Regions from separate parts of the Mus musculus genome. Here regions 2, 3 and 4 are each linked to region 1. Evidence: chromatin loops called from intact Hi-C (ENCODE). Cell type or tissue: heart. All regions are shown on one strand. Region 1 overlaps Sptb (spectrin beta, erythrocytic). Region 2 has its middle 35 kb from the start of Gm10451. Region 3 overlaps Gm40445 (a long non-coding RNA gene). Region 4 has its middle 27 kb from the start of Gm40445.

Evidence for each region. A loop is a pair of places that touch in the nucleus more often than their neighbours do. Peaks named below come from ENCODE experiments on the same cell type or tissue, not always from the same donor. Only the 100,000 strongest peaks of a DNase experiment are listed, where the experiment ranks them.
Region 2: a loop joins it to region 1, with 2.8 times the contacts of the local background. A loop is called at or near these places in 3 of 42 quality-filtered maps.
Region 3: a loop joins it to region 1, with 2.7 times the contacts of the local background. A loop is called at or near these places in 2 of 42 quality-filtered maps.
Region 4: a loop joins it to region 1, with 8 times the contacts of the local background. A loop is called at or near these places in 32 of 42 quality-filtered maps.

The regions. Positions count from the first base shown.
Region 1 is chr12:76,594,602-76,599,601 of GRCm38, forward strand. It overlaps Sptb (spectrin beta, erythrocytic), which reads right to left. Exons shown (of 36, transcript NM_013675.3): 30 at 3,993-4,189; 31 at 3,684-3,733; 32 at 3,125-3,200. Among named protein-coding and RNA genes, the nearest start is that of AI463170, 49 kb to the left of the region's middle. In heart, CTCF peaks have their summits at 1,942 (motif pointing left) and 3,153; DNase peaks (open chromatin) are centred at 1,880, 3,460 and 3,877; H3K27ac peaks cover 446 bases.
Region 2 is chr12:76,476,699-76,481,698 of GRCm38, forward strand. No RefSeq gene overlaps it. Among named protein-coding and RNA genes, the nearest start is that of Gm10451, 35 kb to the left of the region's middle. In heart, CTCF peaks have their summits at 1,761 and 2,668; DNase peaks (open chromatin) are centred at 1,973, 2,183 and 3,633; H3K4me3 peaks cover 484 bases; H3K27ac peaks cover 545 bases.
Region 3 is chr12:76,525,514-76,530,513 of GRCm38, forward strand. Gm40445 (a long non-coding RNA gene) reads left to right here. Exons shown (of 3, transcript XR_872833.3): 3 at 1,039-1,362. Among named protein-coding and RNA genes, the nearest start is that of Gm40445, 4.5 kb to the left of the region's middle. In heart, no CTCF peak of the experiment used is centred here; a DNase peak (open chromatin) is centred at 2,168; H3K27me3 peaks cover 1,024 bases.
Region 4 is chr12:76,494,068-76,499,067 of GRCm38, forward strand. No RefSeq gene overlaps it. Among named protein-coding and RNA genes, the nearest start is that of Gm40445, 27 kb to the right of the region's middle. In heart, no CTCF peak of the experiment used is centred here; a DNase peak (open chromatin) is centred at 2,514; H3K4me3 peaks cover 377 bases; H3K27me3 peaks cover 274 bases.

The DNA.
Region 1 (5,000 bases):
CTTGGGGTCCCCCTGCACTGCACACTGGGCCTAGCCTGGGGACTTGGAGGCAGGAAGGGTAGGTTGGTTCCAAACTAAGACTGTTTCTCGTTACAGCCCCCAACAGCATCTGAGTCTTTCAGGGGTGTCACTCCTGTCATCCCAGCAGGGACAGTGTGACACAGCAGTGTGTAGGAAGAGGTTTTGAGCCTGAGGAAACTCACACTCTCTTTAACCCCATGAGAGCTTGCTCTCTTCTCTCCTAGGAGGAAACATCTTCCTACAAACACAACACTGGGCAGTCTGAGGAGCAATGCCTGGAAGATGAACATTCAGGAGAGGACCGGATCTTTCCCAGGGGAAGGGAAGCACAGGAGGCAGAGAGGGTGCCTGTCTCTTGCCAGAAAGTCCTCCTGCTTTACCCTCCGGCTGAAGGCCCCCTCAGGGCTCCACTTCTGGCATTATATAGGTTTGAACCTCAGTCCTTTCCTCAAAGAGGGACAAGGGCAAACACCCTAGGCTGTGACCTCTCCTTCCCCATCCTGATTTCACAGTAGCTTCCGGAATCTCAGAGTTAGGAGCAGATGGAAGGAAAATAGGAAAGCCATCCTCTCAGTCTCCCCCTTGGAAGGCTACGTCGCTGACTCGTGGGACTGTGGACTTTCTGTAACCTTACAAAAAGACCTTTATAAGGCAAGAGGCTTGGGGACGGGGAGAGGATTCCAAACCCACACAGGTTAACCAGAACCAAAGACCAGACCCCAGACATTCTGACTTCATCCCGAGTCTTGCTTCTTGTGATACCTTGTGTCTCTGGCTTGGCCTCACACTTACCTGTGGGAAGGGTCCGGCTTTTACCAGAATGCATTCTAACATGCAGAGGCGAGGGGCAGTAGTGGCAGTGCACAGTGATGGTTTGGCAGCTCAGTCATTGCATGTACACACACAGGAAAGGGAAGGCTGGATCAAGGCCCGCAGGGTGCCACCTATCCAGGCACTATCCAGGCAGGGCAAGGGGTACGTGGTGTTCCACTCCCATTCGTAACTCCAGCAGGAAGCGACATGCATTAGTAAGGGCTTTTACACGAAGCAATGTGGCATGTATCTAAACTACAGGACCCGACACCAGACTGCACAGATAGGACCAGCAGGAGAGCCATGGCACCCCAGGCCCATTCATGAGAAGGCACAGCATACAACTGAACCTTCCTGTGATGGGCCAGAGGTTAAGGGCAGTGAAGGGGGGCTGTAGTGAGCTGGGGAGGACCTCTCTGAAAGGAGGTTGGGCTTTCTGTCTGCATGGGCTCCATCCTCTTTCTCATATCAAAGATGATTTGGAGTTATGTCCTCCCTCCTGCATCTTTAAGGCTTGGGAAGGCGCTGCAGCAGGAAGAAGGCTGTCTCCAAGAAGCCCTGGGCCTGGTGTTCATTTGATTAGCCATCTGGTTGCTTTCTGGTACAGATATGGGTTGCATTTCCAATCTGGTGAGTGGCTGGTTCCTCAGCAGAGATTCCCCCACAGGGGCTCATTCCTCCCCCAGAGAAACACTCAGATTTAAGCAAATTTTATTCCTCCCAACCCAGTGATATTCAAGTGTCAGATGGAGGTGGCTCAGGTGCACATGTAGTTACATTTGCACAAACGTACACGTACACGACAGACAATGGTGTCGAGATGCTCAGGTGGTCATGAAGCCTGCACACCGGGGACACCACGGCATGCAGACACACAGGGATGCAGGGCAGAAGCGCGGGTGGAGGCAGGAGGCAGGAGGCAGGGGCAGGGGCAGGTCCAGCCCTGTTCACAGTCTGTAGCCCCAGGAGTTCTCTCTCCCTCTGGTGGGAGTGGGCTGAGGGATGGGGTCAGGGGAGTTGGTGCTGGGGAAAGGGAGCTGCAAGACAGTCTACCACAGGCGGGATGGGAACGGCAGCAGGATCTTCAGAGAGAGGTCTTCCAGCAGAGCCCAACAGTGCCCTCTGCTGAGCATGATGGGTCGGTGCAGCTCAGAAAAGGGCACCAAAGAAACTGAGGTGTGTGTGTGTGTGTGTGTGTGTGTGTGTGTGTGTGTGTGCGCAGGGATTCTGCACAGGAAGATATGTGCGTCTTTCTAGGGGTAGCTATTGTAGTAGAAATTCCCACCAAGGATGCTAATCTTTCTCAATCCCTACTCACGTTACACCACACTCATCTGGGCTCTGAGAGAGGGAGTACATGAAGTTATCTGTTGCTACTGATACCCAAAGCCACATGCCGCAGGGATCCATGCAGTGGTGCAAACCACATGCAGATTGCGTTCTTCTCAGCCGGCTACTCCCAGAGCATTTCCCCAATCTGAGTCGCAGCTGTCCAGGCTCCCTGAACAGACTCTCAGGGCCCAAGAGAACCTGCCCTGGGTACGGTCCTACGGCTGTACATCCCAGGCCTCTGGAAGCTACTGTTCCTTAAGCCCCTGTTCTACAAATTGGGGGCTTCCTTGCAGTACTAAAAGCCCTGATCTCCTTCCCACTTGCAGGACTCAAGCCTAACCCTGCCTTAGAACCATCTCCCTAGTCAAACTTTATGACCTATAGCCATAGAGGGATGGGCTCTGTCTGAAAAGAAATCTGCTAGATGGGTGGGCTATCTACCCCTCGCTGCATGAGATGTCTGTGGGTGGTTCAGCAGGATGAGGCAGTCTGTCGGTGTGTGTGTGTGTGTGTGTGTGTGTGTGTGTACATGTATGTGCCAGCATGTATGGAAGAGGACACTGTGCTAAGGACGGGGTTTGAAGGAAAATGGGAAAAGAGACCATGTATCCAATGGAATCAACTCTGAGTAAAGTGTTTCCCCTGTGCTGATGGTGACAGATTTTATCCCATAAAATTTATTAGACTAGAGAAAACCAAACTTGTAGAATCATGTTGGTGGGCTGGCTTCTGGGTTGGAAGGAGAGGAGTTATTTAAGAATTAAAATCTAAGTATAAAAGTAGACGGATCTGAAGGAGGCTCCTAGAGGGGACATGTGGGCAGGATGAGGGTGGGGACCAGGAAGCACACCCTGTCCTCGTCCTGGCCTTCCTTCTGCCCTGGCTGAGTCTAGAAGGGGTGAGCGGGCTCTGGCAGCAGCGACTCCCAGGAACTAGACAAGCGGGACATGAAACTGACCGGAGATGTTCTCTCTGTGGCCGCATGGTGGACCTGGGGGGCCTCGCCAGCTGTCTCGCCTTCCTCCTCTTGAGGCCTAAAGAAGACACAACCTCTCTTTAGCGACAGGTGCCTCTCTGTAAGGCCTGGCTTTCCCTGGCTTTCCCCACACTGGGAGCACAGAGCATGCACAGGCGTGATCCCTGGCTCCGTCCCAGAGGAGGTCAGCAAGGAGTCGGCCCACGGCTTCACAGGAAGAGTGAAAGTAGACACATCAGAAACGGATGAATTCCATAGGAGACAGCCTAAGGGCAGTGCCCGGGAGTGCCTAAGGGAAAGGCTGGCTTAGCAATAGGCACTGTTAGCTAACCCTTCCTTCCTGTATTGGGCTTCAGGCTTCTGTGCCTGGTGCAGCAGAGCTCTGTACATTCTGGGTTGTGCTCTTAGGGCCCCCAGGAGAGGTCAAAGGTTTTTTTGTTCACATGACAGCTCTTGTTAGCGGCTTCCTTTTCCTCCTCCCCAGTCACCCCTTGACAGCCTGCTTGGCTCCTTGGACGTGGAATACGGGGTTGACACTTACCCAGGTTCCTCTGTGGGTCTTTCTGGAGTCTGGCGTTCCTTAAGCTCAAGCTGGGGAAGGGAAAGGTCAAGGGTCAGAGCGAGCGGCCACAGGGGAGCTGATTCTCAGAGGACCTAAGTTTGGCCCTGCACTGTAACACACCCTAACGTTTGCAGCCCGAGAGTCACATGGTTGGTGTTCGGTGTTTACACATCAGTGCTCTCCTGTGCCCGTCCGCCCTCTTACCAGCCTGAGTACAGGACATGAGAACCAGTACCACAGCATCCCAAGAGCTGCGCCCTCCCAGTCCCCCAGACGGCCTTGGCTCACCGTGGTGGGCTTCTCCAGGGCGGCAAAGCGCTCTGCCCAGCTGGCTGTGGACTTCTCAAACGCCTCGTGCCTCTTGATAAGCTTTTCTACGCTGTCCACTGTATGTCCAAAGTCCCGGCTGGCCAGGTAGGGCTCCTGGGCAATCAACCATGCCTCGGCCACAGAGGCATCCCTCGAGAACTGGCACACTTCCAGAACTGCCACGAGAACAAGCCACGAACCCACCCACAAGGCCCAAGAGCCAGTTAGCATTTAGGTATCCCTCAACTCTATGGGTATCTTGTTCAGCTGTGAGTTTCTGCCTATAGCCACTTTAGCCCCCACACTAGAGACCCACCCCATCTCTACCAGTGGTTCCATAGCTACACAAAATTTTACATGCGTATCCCACCCATCTCGAGCAACGGTTACATAGATAAACAAAATCTTACATGTATATAGATTTACTTACATGTCAAATTTTATGAATGTATATATTTGATTTTTATTTTTGTTGTGCTGGGTATTAAACTCAGGCCCTTGCTGGGTAAATACTCTATCAAGGAGCTTCATCGCTCCCCCTTAGCCTTTGAGACAGGTCTCGGTGTTTAGCCCAGGCTAGCCACTCTCAGTCCTCTCTCCTCCACTTCCTAAGTGCTGAGGGTAATGGTGTGTGCCACCATGCTCAGCCAGAGTTATATTTTTAAAGCAACCATTGGAACCAACTTCACTGTTGCTATTGCCTTGCTTTAGGGAGCAATCCCCTGCCTCAAATTCGTTCCCTTATCTATCTCACATAGTCACAGACAAACAAGCACAGAGACCAACTAACTAGTCCTGGCTTTATCCCTGCTCCCAGCTTCCCTGAAAGGTAAGATTTTCTTCCCCTTCACCTCCGCCTCTAGCTGCTGGAGGACAGAACTCCTGACCTCCACAGAACAACCTGAAGGCTTAATAACTCAGGTGAAACTAGAGCTTCCCTGACCTCTCCCAAGACACAGCTCCGCAGGGAAACCAAACTGGGCACAG
Region 2 (5,000 bases), 120 kb before region 1:
CTCTGCATAGCCCTGGCTGTCCTGGAACTCACTTTGTAGACCAGGCTGGCCTCGAACTCAGAAATCCACCTGCCTCTGCCTCCTGAGTGCTGGGATTAAAGGCGTGCGCCACCACGGCCCAGCTTTGTTTTGTTTTGTTTTGCTTTGTTTTGTTTTTTGAGACAGGGTTTCTCTGTATAGCCCTGGCTGTCCTGGAACTCACTCTGTAGACCAGGCTGGCCTCGAACTCAGAAATCTGCCTGCCTCTGCCTCCCGAGTGCTGGGATTAAAGGCGTGTGCCACCACGCCCCGAAAGACTAAGACTTCTAAAAGATAACACGAAACATCTGTATGATCTTGGAAGAGCCACTACACAAAAATTCTTAGCCATTAAAGATTGAAAAAAAAAAAGACATAGTTCATTAAAATGTAAAACTTCTGTAAATCAAAAATACTTTTAAGGGCTGGTGAGATGGCTCAATGGGTAAGAGCACTAACTGCTCTTCCGAAGGTCCTGAGTTCAATTCCCTGCATATGGTGGCTCACAACCATCTGTAATGATATCTGACGCCCTCCTCTGGTGTGTCAGAAGATAGCCGCAGTGTACTTATATATAATGATAAACAAATCTTTTTAAAAAATACTTTTAAGAGAAGGAAAAGGAAATCTACAGGAAGTAAGAATACAGCTGTGTCAAAATAGTTAAGATAAGATAGGCGTACAGATACTTTCTTCAAATCAATAAGATAAATAAAGGGATAAATTGACTGACTGTTCATAGAATGGGCTGTTTCCAGCAATGAAAGAGAATAGAGGGCCGTATCAAATCACCACCCGGGTGAATCTCACAGATGCAATTTAGACAGAAAGAGTGAGCGTGTCTTCCTCAGGCTGTCTTTCTTCATCTGTCATGATAGACATCAGGCTGGTAAGGAGGCTCACGAGTGTGTAAAGGTAATTGCCATGTGACCCAGAGGACCTACGTTTCATTCCCGGAATACAGAGTGACAGGAACCCATGCCTACCATGTCCTCTGATCTTTCTTTATATGTGTGCTGTGGCATGCACGCTAATAATAATAATAATAAATAACATGTGAAGGCAGTAAAATGACAAAGAATCAATAAAAGTGGAGCCATAAAGGGAAGGAACGTGAACAGGAGCCTTGTGCACACGTGGAAGGGTCACCTCTTCTGTGTTATGGCACAGAATGAAAAGAATGAAAACAGTTTTTTATATGCCAAGCCACGGAAAATTGGGGAGAGTCTTTTTTTAAAAATTGAACATCTTGCATTTTCACATACATTTCACTTTGTGTGTATGGTGATTTGCTTGCATGTCTGTCTGTGTGCCACATTTGTGCCTGGTGTGTGCCACATTTGAGGCCAGACGAGGGCATCAAGTCCCCTGGAACTGGAATTAACAGATGGTTGTAAGATGCCATGCGGGTGCTGGGAGTTGAGCCCAGGTTCTCTGATAGAGCAGCCAGTCCTTTTTACCACTGAGCCATCTCTCTAGCCACTGGAGTGGTCATTCCTGCACCAGCATTAATTACCCTACGTCACAGACAGGGCCATACACAGTTACATGGTAAGAGCAGGTAATGTCAGAGTATGCAGAACAAACAAACAGAAAACCTCTGAGGCTTCCTCCCTGAGGCTGGAGGTTGAGTGGTGGGTAGGATTTACAGAGTTCCAGGAGTGAGATCCTGCCAAGTAGACACAGAGGCAGGGGGCTGATGCTGTTGGACAACAAATTGCACAGATCCTGCAGGGGGCAGGTAATGAAGACCTGCTTCCATGGGAACCTTGTGGGGCTGTGAAGGAGAGCGACTCCTTTCTTAAAATAAAAGATCTGCCACCCTTGATCCAAAATTAGGTAAGGACTCCGTGCAGTTTCACTCGAGATGCATGCGATTCCTTTCTGCTGACAACACGGCCCATTGTCTCGTCTCTGTGTAATTACAGTATCTGCTTTTGAGAGAATTTATGGAGTCTGATGAATAGCTTAACTTTATGTCTTTCTTTAAACTCCCAGATGTTCTGACTAGATTCCAACTTCCTGAGTTCCCAGTGCTTCCCAGAGCTTCTGGTGAAGTTCTCGTCCACCCCAGGACATTCCGATTCCCCCCCCCCCCCCCCCCCGCTGAGAAATAAGAAAACAACATCGCTTCCCTGAGGGCGGTGAGCTCCATCCCTGAGCATTGGAATCTCCATTTTTGGAAAACTGTTTACCAGGGTGTAAGACTCGGAAAGGAAATGTGTCCATGAGCCTCCTGGGAAAGACTAAGACCTCAACAAGTCTGCTGCGCTCCTCAGCTTCTGAGAGGCTCGTTCTGATTAAACACCGACTTGAAATAAAAGCATATGTGCTCAGAAGTCAAGGATGTGAGGGACATAACAGAGAAATGTGCCACCAACCCCCTCAGACCAGTCCCCCAACTTTCCAGTGGCTATCAATACTTTGTCCCTTGTTTTCCTCATCACCTCTCTCGGTTTGTTTTATTTTTGTCAATAGAGCTGAAACTGGCAAACCATAACTCACTCCGTGGGCCAAATGCAGCCTGCTTCCTGCTTTATAAATAAAGCTTTACTGGAATACAGCCATGCCCACTCCTGTACATGTTATCTCTATCTGCTTTTGCTCGGCACCCCGAAGGCTGAAGAACTGTGACAAACTTGTTGCTTACAGATTCCACTAGGTGCCTCCAGGGACCTAGCAAAGGCTTATGTCATCACATGCCGCAGGGTCCAGATGCACCAGGTGTGGGATCTCCCTCTCTCTGTCCTTCTCTGTGACCCATCCTCTTTTCTCTGCCTTCATGGCTCTGCTCCTATTTGTCTGTCTGTCTACATGTCTATCCATCTGCCTCTACGCTTTCTCCAGGTCCTCCTTCCTCTCCCCTTCCCCCAATAAACCTCCTTATACCAGATCTGTTGCATGGGGTAATTATTCAGGGGCACACCTTGGCACCGGTCTGCAGGTACTCCCTCACCATAAGACAAACCATGTGGCCTTCAACAGCTAAAATGTGAGCTATTTAGTCCTTTCCAAAAAGAAAAGAAAAGAAAAGAAACTTGTCAACTCTTACATTAGAAATTTAAAGTGGGGACTGGAGAGATGGCTCAGTGATTAAGAGCACTGACTGCTCTTCCAAAGGTCCTGAGTTCAATTCCCAACAGCCACATGGTGGCTCACAACCATCTGTAATGGGTTCCGATGCCCTCTTCTGGGGTGTCTGAAGACAGCTACACTGTACTCAAATATACATAAATAAATCTTTAAAAAAGAAAGAAATGCAAAGTGACTGCTAGGCATGATGTCATCTCACAAGCATGTTCCAGGGAGATCTTGCTTTGGCACTAGAATCAAGAGCCAATGAGCTCTGAGCATTACTGTGTTCTTTTTTTGTACCCATGTCTGAGATGGCCTGAGAAACTTGGCTGCATCTGTGTAACCTCAGTAAAGCTGGCTGTGGTGCCCAGGGCTTTTCTTACCTATTGATACATAGCAAATGACGCTGAAGACTTACAGGTTTTCAAGAAGAGTAAGAATTTGTCATCTCACACAGTTCTGGCATTTGGGAGTGGCTCCGTTGAGCAGTTCTGGCTCAAGAGTCTTGGCGGGGGCTAAAGGATGTCCTCACATACTTGACAAGTTACTCTGACTGTGGGGGAGGCTTGCTTGCTACAATACAGATTCCTTCATGAGACTATTCAGGTTTCCTCACAATACAACAGACTCCCCTGAGGGCAGATGATCCCATAGACCAAGGTGGAGGTCATGATGAGGGGGACAGCCTCAGAATTTCCCTTCCCCCTTTCTGCAACAGTCAGTCATAACACACCACCTCCCAGTTCAGTGCAGAAGCGACAGCATGATGCTAGCAAGATCCACTAGGGCTTTCTTGGATGCTGGCTGCTGCATGCTGCAGTCTCAGCATGAGATTACGTCCAGAAGAAATACCAACCTGAGATCTGAGAGTTCAGGGAATGCAACAGAAGGATTTACAGAAATCTACACAAGGTACAGGTATAAGGAATTGCACTACAGAGTACCCAGTCAAATCCACCAGTTTCCCCAGTTCCCACTCCTCACAGCACTAGCCCCCCCCCCCCCCCAAAAATCTCCTTTCTGGGCCTGTGTGGTGCTTTGAAGATGCTTGGCCCAGGAAGTAGCACTATTGGAGGTGTGGCCTTGTTAGAGTAGGTGTGGCCTTGTTGGGAGAAGTGTGTCACCTTGGGAGTGGGCTTTGCAACCCTCCTCCTAGCTAACTGGAAGACAGTCTTCTCCTGGTGGCTTTTAGATGAAGATATAGAACCTTCAGCTCCTCCTGGTCCATACCAGTCTGAATGGTGCCATACTCCCACCCTGATGATAACAGACTAAACCTCTGAACCTGTAAGTCAGCTCCAATTAAATGTCCTAAATTTATAAGAGTTGCCTTGGTCATGGTATCTGTTGACAGCAGTAAAACCCTAACTAAGACAGAAGTTGGTACCAGGGACTCCAGGATTGCTGTGATAGACATGGCCATGCTTTTGTTTGGAGGAATGTAGATTGTGAGACTTTGGATTTGGAAAGCCAAGGAATGTTTTAAGTGGGGCTTAATGAACCATCCTAGGAATAGGGAAGAGATTGGTGCTGAGGATGATTTGGACTGTGCAGACCTGGCCCGGAGAAGAATGTTAGTATGTATGGCCTAGAGACTGTTATTGTGATATTTTGGAGAAGAATGTGACTGTTTTTTGCCCTTGTCTGAAGAGTCTGTCTGAGGCTGAGGTGAAGAGACTCAGATTAATTGCATTGACAAAGAAGATTGCAAAACAATCCAATTTAAACTCTGTGCTGTGGTTTAGTGTCATAAAGAGTGTTTTGATGAAGTGTAGCGAGCTTAAAAAGAAAAAATACAAAATGTACAGTTCAAGCAATAAAGGGGCACCAGGAAGTGAAATGGAGCTGCATCCTGTGTTAGAGGAAAGAAACATCCTAAGGGAATGGTGACTTTGGGGCAAGATCCC
Region 3 (5,000 bases), 69 kb before region 1:
CCACATCTATCTTAAGGTTCTGCACACAGTGACCTGAATAGAGGGTCTCTTCTGGCTATTCCAATCTCTATGTGGCAATAAAGAAATTAGGATACTAACTCTGGCCTTGGAAACCCAGCACTTATAATCTGAAATTAAGAAAGAAAAACAACCAAATAGTGTAACTTTAGTTATTTTAAACCTTATTTCTAATGATGGTTCTTGAATGCTTTAACCTCCCTTGTAGCTTACCACCCACCAGAGGTAGTGGGAAAGAAAGGATACAAGGGAAGTGGAGCTGTTTAGAAAGGTTCTTTGGAGCAACTCCTATATGTATGGTCTGGAAATTGGCAGTTCAGTTCACAGGTTAGCAGCAGCATCTCCATCCACTTGAATTGGGGGATGCACTAGCAGTCCAGTTCCATAGAGTCAGGTTAGCAGTAGTGATGACACCTAGCAGAGAGACAGCCAGGCCTCAACCTTGGAAGTCAGCAGGAGGGAGCAGCAGGAGGGAGCAGCAGGAACAGCAGAAGCTCTAGGCTGTGCCTCTCTCAGCTTGGTTACATACAAGAGAGTAACAAAAGGTGATGAAGACCAGACGGTTCCACAAAGTGCCCCGCATGCAGAAAGTATGGGTTTTGGTAGGAGCACCTGGCAGACAAGGACAGGACGGGCCCATGAGTCTCGTCATTGACACGGTGCCGGTGGAAACTCTCAGCTATGCCACCCACCTGTGTGGCAATTCCCAGTTTCGTGGATGAGTTGCTGATGACTTAGGAGACCCTCAGGGCTGGGCCTCAGTTACTGTAGCGTGCTTTGGAACCAACTTGTGTTCCCTGAATGGTCTGGTGCAGAAACCAAGGCAAGGGTATGCAGAACAAGCTACCTCAGTATGACTTTCCTGTCACCTGAGGAAAGTCAGCCTAGCCAGGGCTGAGAACTCACAGGCCAATGCAATGAGCAAAACACAGCCATGATTATAGCCAGGGAGAACTGCCTCCCTCTGCAAGCAGCTGGGCAAGTGCCTACTAATTAAGCTCTTGTTCATTGTTTTGGAAGGATCTGGTGGAGTCCCTGGAAGACCTGCCCTGCCCTTCTGCTCACCAAGGTGTTGAAAATTGAGGACTGCAAGGGAATCAATGTGGAACTCCTCTGTCTGATTTAAGAACAGCCAGACTTACTCCAGACTCAGGAAGCCTCCCAAGCAAGACCCTTTTATCTTTTGCAGCATGTGGGGATTGTCAGTGTGTGAAATAAATGGAATAAAAATTCTTATGAGGCTAGAGAGATCTCAGTAGTTAAGAACTCTTGCAGAAGATAAGAAGCTCACAAGCACCTGAAATTCCAGCTCCAGGGGTATCCAGTGCTTGTGCAGGTGTCAGCATTCACATGTACACACCCCTACACACACACACACACACACACACACACACACACATATAATTTTTTAAAAAAGATTACACATACCGAGCCAGGCATGGTGGCACATACCTCAACCTCAGCATTCAGGAGACAAAGGCAGGCGAATCTATGACTCTGACATCAGCCTGCCCTATATATCGAGATGCAGGCCAGCCAGAGCACCACAGAGACCTCGTCTCAAAAACCAAACCAAACCAACCAATCAAACAAACGCCCCAAGAATCTACATGCTAAAGCTGGGGGTACTGTGAGTGCTGACAATCCCAGCTTTCAGAAGGTGGTTGAAGGAGGATCAGGGATTCAAGGCCAGCCTTGGCTATATGAGTCCTATCAAACACCAGTGTAACAGCAAAGAGAATGAAGATCTACATCAGCCCTGAATTAGAAAATTTCCAGTGACTTTTATGAACCCCATACCTGAAAACCTCTGGTACAAAAGGATCTAGAAGCCCCCCCAAATAACTAAAAATACCATGTCACCCAGTAGGTCTACTCCAGACAGTCTTCCACTTTGGTATGGAGCAGTGTACAGCTTGTTTATCTATCCACAGTCTCGCAGACAGAATAGCAGCCCATAGAGGCCAGAAGTCAGGCAATGAACAGCAAGCTGTATCTAAAGCAAACCCAAGGCCTCTAAGGCCGGTGTGTGGGTGCCGACTCCCTGTCTCAGGTGTTCTGAGTGCTGACTGGGCCCTTTTATCTACTGATAAGGAAGGTGAGCATAAGAGATCTTCAGAAATGGTTCACACGGGCTCCCGGCTTCTTGAAAAACCGCAAGTGATTGGCAAACGCTTCGGTTGCAGATGCAAAGTCAAACAACAGCTGTTTCTTTCAGACTGCCCAAGAGGCAGGAGTCATGCATGGGGCAGTCCCCTTCCCCCTTCTCCCTTCCCCCACAGCCTCTTCCTCTTTCTGATGTCACATTTTTCTGACACCAAGAACGGAGGAAGCTATCAATAGAGACTTTCAAGAAGGGACACCCCACCCGACCCCCACCCCCTGCTATAACCCTCTCTAAGAGTTAATTATAAATCTTCCTTCTCAGTGGTTTTGGGAGAAGCTTGGGACCACAAAGCTTTGAATTATTGAGTGTTCTAAGGCATGGAATTACAGTGTCTATAACTTCATCTAGCACTCTCTGCTGAAATGCAGAATTGAGACGGCCCTTCCCTTACTTGCTGAGCATTTTAAGGTGCATACAGAGACAGATATTGATTTGTTTGTTTGAGACAGGGTCTCTCTCTATAGCCCCCAACTGGTCTCAAACTCAGATATCATAAAGTTTTACCTGTTTAATGATAATAAAAGATCCTGATGGTATCTCTTTAAAGTATCAATTGATTTATTTTATGTGTATGGCTGATGTTTGTGTATCACATGAATGCCTGGTGACCATAGAGGCCAGGAGAGGACATCAGATTCTCTGGAACTGGAGTTACAGATAGCTGTGAACTGCCACGCGTGGGTGCTGGGAATCAAATTTGGATCCTCTAGGAAGAGGAACCAACACTCTTAACCACTGAGGCATCTCTCCGGTCCCCACTCTATTGATCAAAACACACAATTCAGATGGAGGCGGTAGTGCATGCTTTTGGTCTCACTAGGGAATCTGTTAACTAGTCATGGCTGTCAACTTGGCTATAACCAAAATCCAACCATGGAGGGTACACCTGTGAGTGAATTTTGCTCAATTTGCAGTAAGAAGATCCTCTTCTAGTCTGGGCCTTTGAGGTAGGAAGACATGCCTTTAATCCAGGTCTTTTGACCTGGGAAAGGATGAGCCTTTAATCCAGGCAACACCTTCTGATAGAAGCCTGTACAAGGGCATGGGAGAAAGAAGTCGTTGCTCTTTGTTTGTTTGCTCTCACTCTTGCTGGAAAGTCAGTTTCTTCACTGGCATCAGAGCCTCTTTCTTCCGGATTCTGGCTTATACTGAAGATCCAGATGACACATCCGGCCTGTGGACTGAGCAACTCCTGGATATTTGGACTTTCTGTTTCCAGTGGCCATTATTGCATTAGCTGGACCGCAACCTGTACGTCATTCTAATAAACTCTCTTTCTCTTTATGAGAATCATTCCATAAATTCTGCTACTCTAGAGAACCCTGACTAATACACAGACAGAGGCAGCGACTCATAAAAGAGGCTGGAAGCCAGAGGATCATTTAAGCCCAGAATTTCTAGAGCAGTGTGGAGCTGGGCCTGGCAGCATAGGTAGGTAATACCAGGTACTCAGGAAGTTGAAGCAGGAGAATCACTGCCCCAAGGCTTGTCTGAGAGCTACAAAGTACCCTCAAAAGTGGCCTGGGCAAGTTAATAAGACTATCTCGAAAACAAACAAAGGAACAAAAACCCCCAAAGGGCCAGGCATGTAGCTCAGTAGAAGAACACTTGCCTAGCGTGCATGAGTCTATGAGTTCAAGTCCTAGCACAAACAAACGACAGTAAGAACAGAACACTCCCTTCCCCCACGCTCCCAAAACCCAGCCTGACCCATCTGTTTAAATTGTAGTTAAAATGTACAATTCTGGCTATTGTGTAACTCAGTGCGAGAACCCATGTTTAGCATGGGTATAATTTCCAACACAAAACCCCAACTCAGCAGTTAAGAATAACTAGTGCAATTGTCACAGTATTTCAGAGTCCTGAACTTGTTAGCAGCAATTCCTCATTCCTCCAACCCGATTCTGTGCAGTTTATACAATATTTGGTTCTTTGTGACTGATTTCTCGGCAATATGCTTTCAAGCTCACCTGTGATTCGGGACGTCATTCTACTGTATTCCACGTGACCTTCTCTTTACCACCAGCAGTCGATGGCTATTTGAGTTTCTATTGTGGGTCTGCTACAAATAATGCTGTTTGAGCATTTATGTTCACAGTTGTGTGTGGACAGGTGTTCTCATGTCTCCTAGGTACATTCCTGGGACTGGAATTGTGGGTCATAAAGCGAATCTATGTTTAATCTTTGAAGAACGGCCAGACTGTTCTGCAAAGCAGGGACAGCAGCTGTGTGAGAGAGAGGGTTGTAGTTTCTCCCAGTCCTTAGGAACACTGTCATATGCAGCAGCCTTCACTGTTGGTTTTTCTTTGCATATCCTCTGATAAAGTTGTGGGTTTGTGTTTGGTGCCCATTTATATAGCTTTTTGGAGAGATGTCTATTCAGACCCTTTACACATTTAAAAATAGGTTGTCTTTTTATTGAATGGTAGGGTTGTGTGTGTGTGTGTGTGTGTTACATTTCTCCCATTCTTCCCCCGCCCCCCATCTTCCCCACCTCCAGCCCCCCAGGGTCTTACTATGCAGTCCTGGCTGTCCTAGAACTCACTATGTAGACCAGGCTGGCCTTGACCTTAAGAGATCAGCCTGCTTCTGCCTCCCAAGTGCTGGCATTAAATGTATGTATACATCACCATGCCTGGCCTCTTTCTTTTTTTTTAAGACAAAGTCTCACTCTATATTCCAGGCTGGAGTCTCTATGTGGCCCTGAAAGCCAGGATCAAATGCCTGGCAATTTTATTTTCAGTCCTAGTCACAGAACCTCATACATGTAACTGAAGCAATCTGCCACCGGGCTTGCAACCCCTAGACCTTCACT
Region 4 (5,000 bases), 100 kb before region 1:
TTTACAGTTCCAGGCCTAGAAGCATGGATGTAAGAACCGGGGTCAGATGCTCTCATGTGGACATATTCAGAGGACCTTGTTCTGTTGGTCAAAGAAAGGACATTTGTAGGGCTTGTCTATTTGGATGTTTCTGTTCTGAGGAAAGTTGGAAAGGAGAGATCTTTGGCATGGACCCTTTATGAGAAGCAGAGAAATAATGAGAAAATCCGGACAGGGTCCTTCAAGGTGGTTCAGGGAATAAAGGCACCTGCCTCCAAGACTGAGTTCCACCCTTAAACCCACACGGTGGAAGGAAAAATTGTCCTCTGGTGTCCACGTGAATCTGTGTGTGTGTGTGTGTGTGTGTGTGTGTGTATGTCTTTGTGTGTGTGTGTGTGTGTATCAGTGTATATTTGTTTATGTGTCCATATGAGTGTGTGTGTATTTGTGTGTTTGTATCTGAGTGCTTGTGTGTGAGCGTTTGTATGTAAAAATTTTATAAGTGTGTTGTCTTTGTGTGTGTGTATGTGAGTATGTTTGTATATGTGTCTGTGTGAATGCTTGTGTGTATGTATGTGTGCGAGTGTTTGTGTGTTTATGTGTTATCTGTGTGAGTGCTTGCATGTGTCTATGTGGGTGCTTGTGTGTGTTTATATGTGTGTGTCTGTATGAGTGCTTGTATGTGTGTGTTTGTGTTTATGTGTGTGTGTGTGAGTGTGTGAATGAGTGTGAGTGTGAGTGATGATTTGAGAGAGGTTCTCGTTATGTAACCCAGGATGACCTCAGACTCCCCTGTCTTCCCCTGCAGCAGTCTCCCAATTGCTGGGGGTAAGAGATGCTTAGGATCTACAAATACACATTTGGGATTCCAAGCAGAAAGGATGCTTGGGAGTGTGCCCACATCCTCTGGTTATTACAAAAACCCAGAGGTCTGGGGAGAAAAAGCAAACCACCCGCCTTGTCTGCAGGCACAATGTGGGTGTCCTCTTTCCCACAGCATGTAGACATTTTTCTTATGCCCCTTCTGTAGATGAAGAAACCAAGCCCAGCATGGGCAACTTGTTCCAAATCACACGCTTATTAAGTCACAGAGCCAGGGTTTAAAGCCTGGCCTGATGGATTTCAGATCTCAAGATTTCTGGATTTCTAGACATTTTCCTTTTTCAGTCAACTGTACTTTCCCCCAGGATTCCCTCGTGAAATGAAAATCCACATTACAACCTAGATAGCAGCAAAAAGAAAGGACCTACAGCATGGCTGGGAATGCCAGCAACAGAGATACCCAGAGCCCAGAGCCTAGGGGACCGGGAGGGCACAGGTTCCAGCAGCTGTTGGGCTTTTCAGGAACTGTTTGTGGGGAGATAACTCTGCACAGGTATGGAGACCAACATCCTAGGCAGGGCACATAGACAAGTTTCCCTCAGCCATCTTGGAGGGAGGGAAGGGGTTAAAGCTTTGCAGACAGAGAGCAGGAAGGAGGTTAGTGAGCTACAGTCTGCTGTTACAGCCAAGGAAACTGAGGTCCAACAGAACAAGTGAAATCAAGCCGACAAGCACAAGGTGGCATCCGGACTGCCAGGGCATTGTGCAAATGGGTTCTTTTTTCAATCAGCAAGCCAAGTATCTCAAAAGAGATAATCTAACTGGCCCATCCTCTTTGGAGCAAGGACCGCAGACCCAGCTCTGTTAAGTGCACCACAGGCTATAGTAACCGTGTAGATGAGAGGTGTTCTGGTAGCTTTTGTAGGATGCATGAATGATGTGTGTTTGTTCCCCAGGCTTGCCCTGGTATAAAGGTGCTGGGGATCAGAGAGCCTGGAGAGATGGAGAGATAGCTCCCGGGGTTGAGAGAACCTGTTGTTCTTGCAGAGAACTAGGACTCATTTCCCAGCACCTACACTGTAACTCAAACCGTCCTTAGCTCTGGTTCCAGGAATCCGATGCTGGCTTCTGACCTCTATGGACACTGCATACGCATGGTAAACATGCAAAAACCTCAAACACTTAAAAAACAAACAAACAAACTCTGGGGTTCGGGTTAAGATGAGTGCTTCCGGCCGGGTGGTGGTTCATGTCTTTAATCCCAGCACTCAGAGGCAGGGTATCTCTGAGTTTGAGGCCAGCCTGGTCTACAGAGTGACTTCCGGGACAGCCAGAGCTACATAGAGAAACCCTCTCTTGACTCTCTTGAGGTGGGGATGGGAATGAGGGCTGGGGAGCAGGAAGGTGTGAGGGGTGGAGGTGGGGAGTGAGCTGTCCCCGTCTGGTTATCGGTTTACCCTGATATGCTCTTAATCTTGGTCCGGATAACCTGCTTCCAGCCCGCCTCTCTTTCGGGAGCTAAATGATGCTCTCTTTAGATTGAGGGTTTTAAATTCTTGTTTCTGTAAGGATTTCCGAGCACGTATTTAGCTCCCCCGCTTCTTTCTTCATGTCCTCTAGGGGGCAGAAGTGAGCCGCTTGTCCATTCTTTGGGACTGATCCTTCAGACTTCTCCAAACTTTTATAAGAAAGCAAATGCCCAGGGGGCGACCAGAAAGGCAGATAGTGAGTATGCTTTCTCTTTAGATTGAAATATGATCTCGGGCCAGCAAGATGGCTCAGAGGGTAAAGGCTCCTGCTGCCAAGCCTGACTAACCTGGGCTTGTTGGCACGAGCGTGCCGCACTCCCCTCTCCACAAGATTAATAAATAAAGTATGTAAAAATTAAAACAGTATGATCTAGGGCCTATGATCTGGGGCCTGGTGTGATGTGGTGGCACAAGCCTTTAATTCCAGTCCTTAGGAGGTAAAGGTAGACAGATCTCTGTGAATTTGAGGCCAACTTGATGTACATAGTAGTTCTGGGCCAGCCAGAGCTACATAGTGACCAAGTGAGATCCTGTCTCAAAAAAATAAAAAAAAGGAGAGTTGAATGGTGGCAGTGCTTGCCTTTAATCACAAGGCTCAGGAGACAGAGGCAAATGTAGCTCTATGAGTTCCAGGTCTTCAGCAAAAGTCCCAGGACAGCCAAAGAAGGTTATACAGAGAAACCCCGTCTCAAAAACCCAAAATTACCAAAACATCACCACCACTATCATCATCATCAAGAGAAACATTCTTTGAGAGAAAATATTGGTAGGAACTGAGGCTCCAAATTCAGTCTCCAGTCTCAAACAAGTGTTGGGAGAAAGTTTTCTGCTTTTGTTGTCCCAGCAGGCTACATGAGACCCTGTCTCAAAGCAAAGAAGAAAGAAGAAGAAGAAGAAGAAGAAGAAGAAGAAGAAGAAGAAGAAGAAGAAGAAGAAGAAGAAGAAGAAGAAGAAGAAGAAGGTGGAGGAGGAGGAGGAGGAAGAGGAGGAAGAGAGGAGGAGGAGGAGAAAGAAAGAAAAAAGGAAAAAGAAAGAAAGGAAAGAAGAGAAAAGAAAAGGAAAAGAAAGGAAAGGGAAGAAAAGGGAAGAAAAAAACTTGAACATGACCTAAGGCAGTGGTTCTCAAACTGTAGGTTGGGCCCCCTTTGTAGGGTGTCAAAAGACCCTTTAAGCTGGATTCCTAGCATCCAATAAAACTGAGTGACCTTCTGCTTATCAGATATCTACATTATAATTTGTAACTAGCAAAATTACAGTTATGAAGTAGCAACAAAAATTATCTTATGGTTGGAGGTCACCACCATCTGAGGAACTGTGTTAAAGGGTTGCAGCATTAGGACACGGTTGAAAACCACTAGTCTAAGGTCTCTCTGTCAAGAAGTCAATAACCCTGAGAAAAAGTTCTCCCATTGAGGGAGCCAGGATCCCTAAGCTAAATTCTCTACACTTTGCCACTTCTCCCCCCACCCCACCCCCACCCCCACCTCTGCCCCACCCTTGGAGACCAAGTTGCCTCTCTGGTAGAAAGCCAGGGATACCCGTCCCTGGAGTGTAGCCTTCTGACAGGCTTACAGTAGATGGAGCAGGCCTTGAAGTCCCTGGATATTGGGGACACAGACACCACGATGACTGACGGTGAAGAATGAGGAGAGAAACGGATGAGAGGGTAGCCTTGAAGCTCAGCGGAAGTGGTAGTGTACATGAATTTCATTCCTTAAGGACTAAGCTTCTGGGGTGGATGGAGTCAGGGGTGAGGGGGCAGGTGTCAACACTGATCTGAAGGCAGAGTTTTTGTGTTCCCAGAGGCGAAGAGAAAAGCCTCCAGAAGAAAAGAAAATGTAGGGCTAGGCATATGTCTTAGCTGTGCTCACAAAGCCCTGAGCCGGATTCCCAGCATCCTATAAAACTGGATGTGATGTAAATGACTAAAATACCAGCACTCAGGAGTGGAAGCTAGGGGGATTACAAGTTCAAAGTCATCTTCTGCAATATAATGAATTGAAAGCCACCTGGGGCATATGAGGCCCTGTCTCAGGAAAGAGGAGGAGGAGGAGGAGGAGGAGGAGGAGGAGGAGGAGGAGGAGGAGGAGGAGGAGGAAGAGGAGGAGGAAAGGAGAAGGAAAGGAGGAGGAGGAGGAGGAGGAGGAGGAGGAAAGGAGAAGGAAAGGAGGAGGAGGAGGAGGAGGAGGAGGAGGAAAAGAGAAGGAAAGGAGGAGGAGGAAGAGGAGGAGGAGGAGGAGGAGGAAAGGAGGAGGAGGAGAAGGAAAGGAGGAGTAGGACCTGCAGGATTGAATGTTAACTCCACAGAGCTATACTCTGTGGGGCCTGTCATCTTACAAATAGGTCTAGGCAGGCCTTGCGGGAGGCTGCTACTGTCCCAGGACTTGTCCATATAAAGCAATTGGCAGAGAAGGCTGAGTGGATAAAGAGGAGGAAGTTGGGTAGTTAAGGAAGTGTGTTTAAAATCTTAGCATAAAGAGCCCCATAACCCATGATTTCATTTACATTCCATTCTGGAAAAAGCAAAGCGACCAAGTCAGAAGTCAGATCAGAGGCCTTTGGGTTGGGTGGCCACGGGGATTCAAACCACCCAAAAGGGGTGCCGCTTGGGGTGATGGAACTATTTCAGATGTTAATTGAGGTGATGGTTATCCAAGTGCGCACACTTGT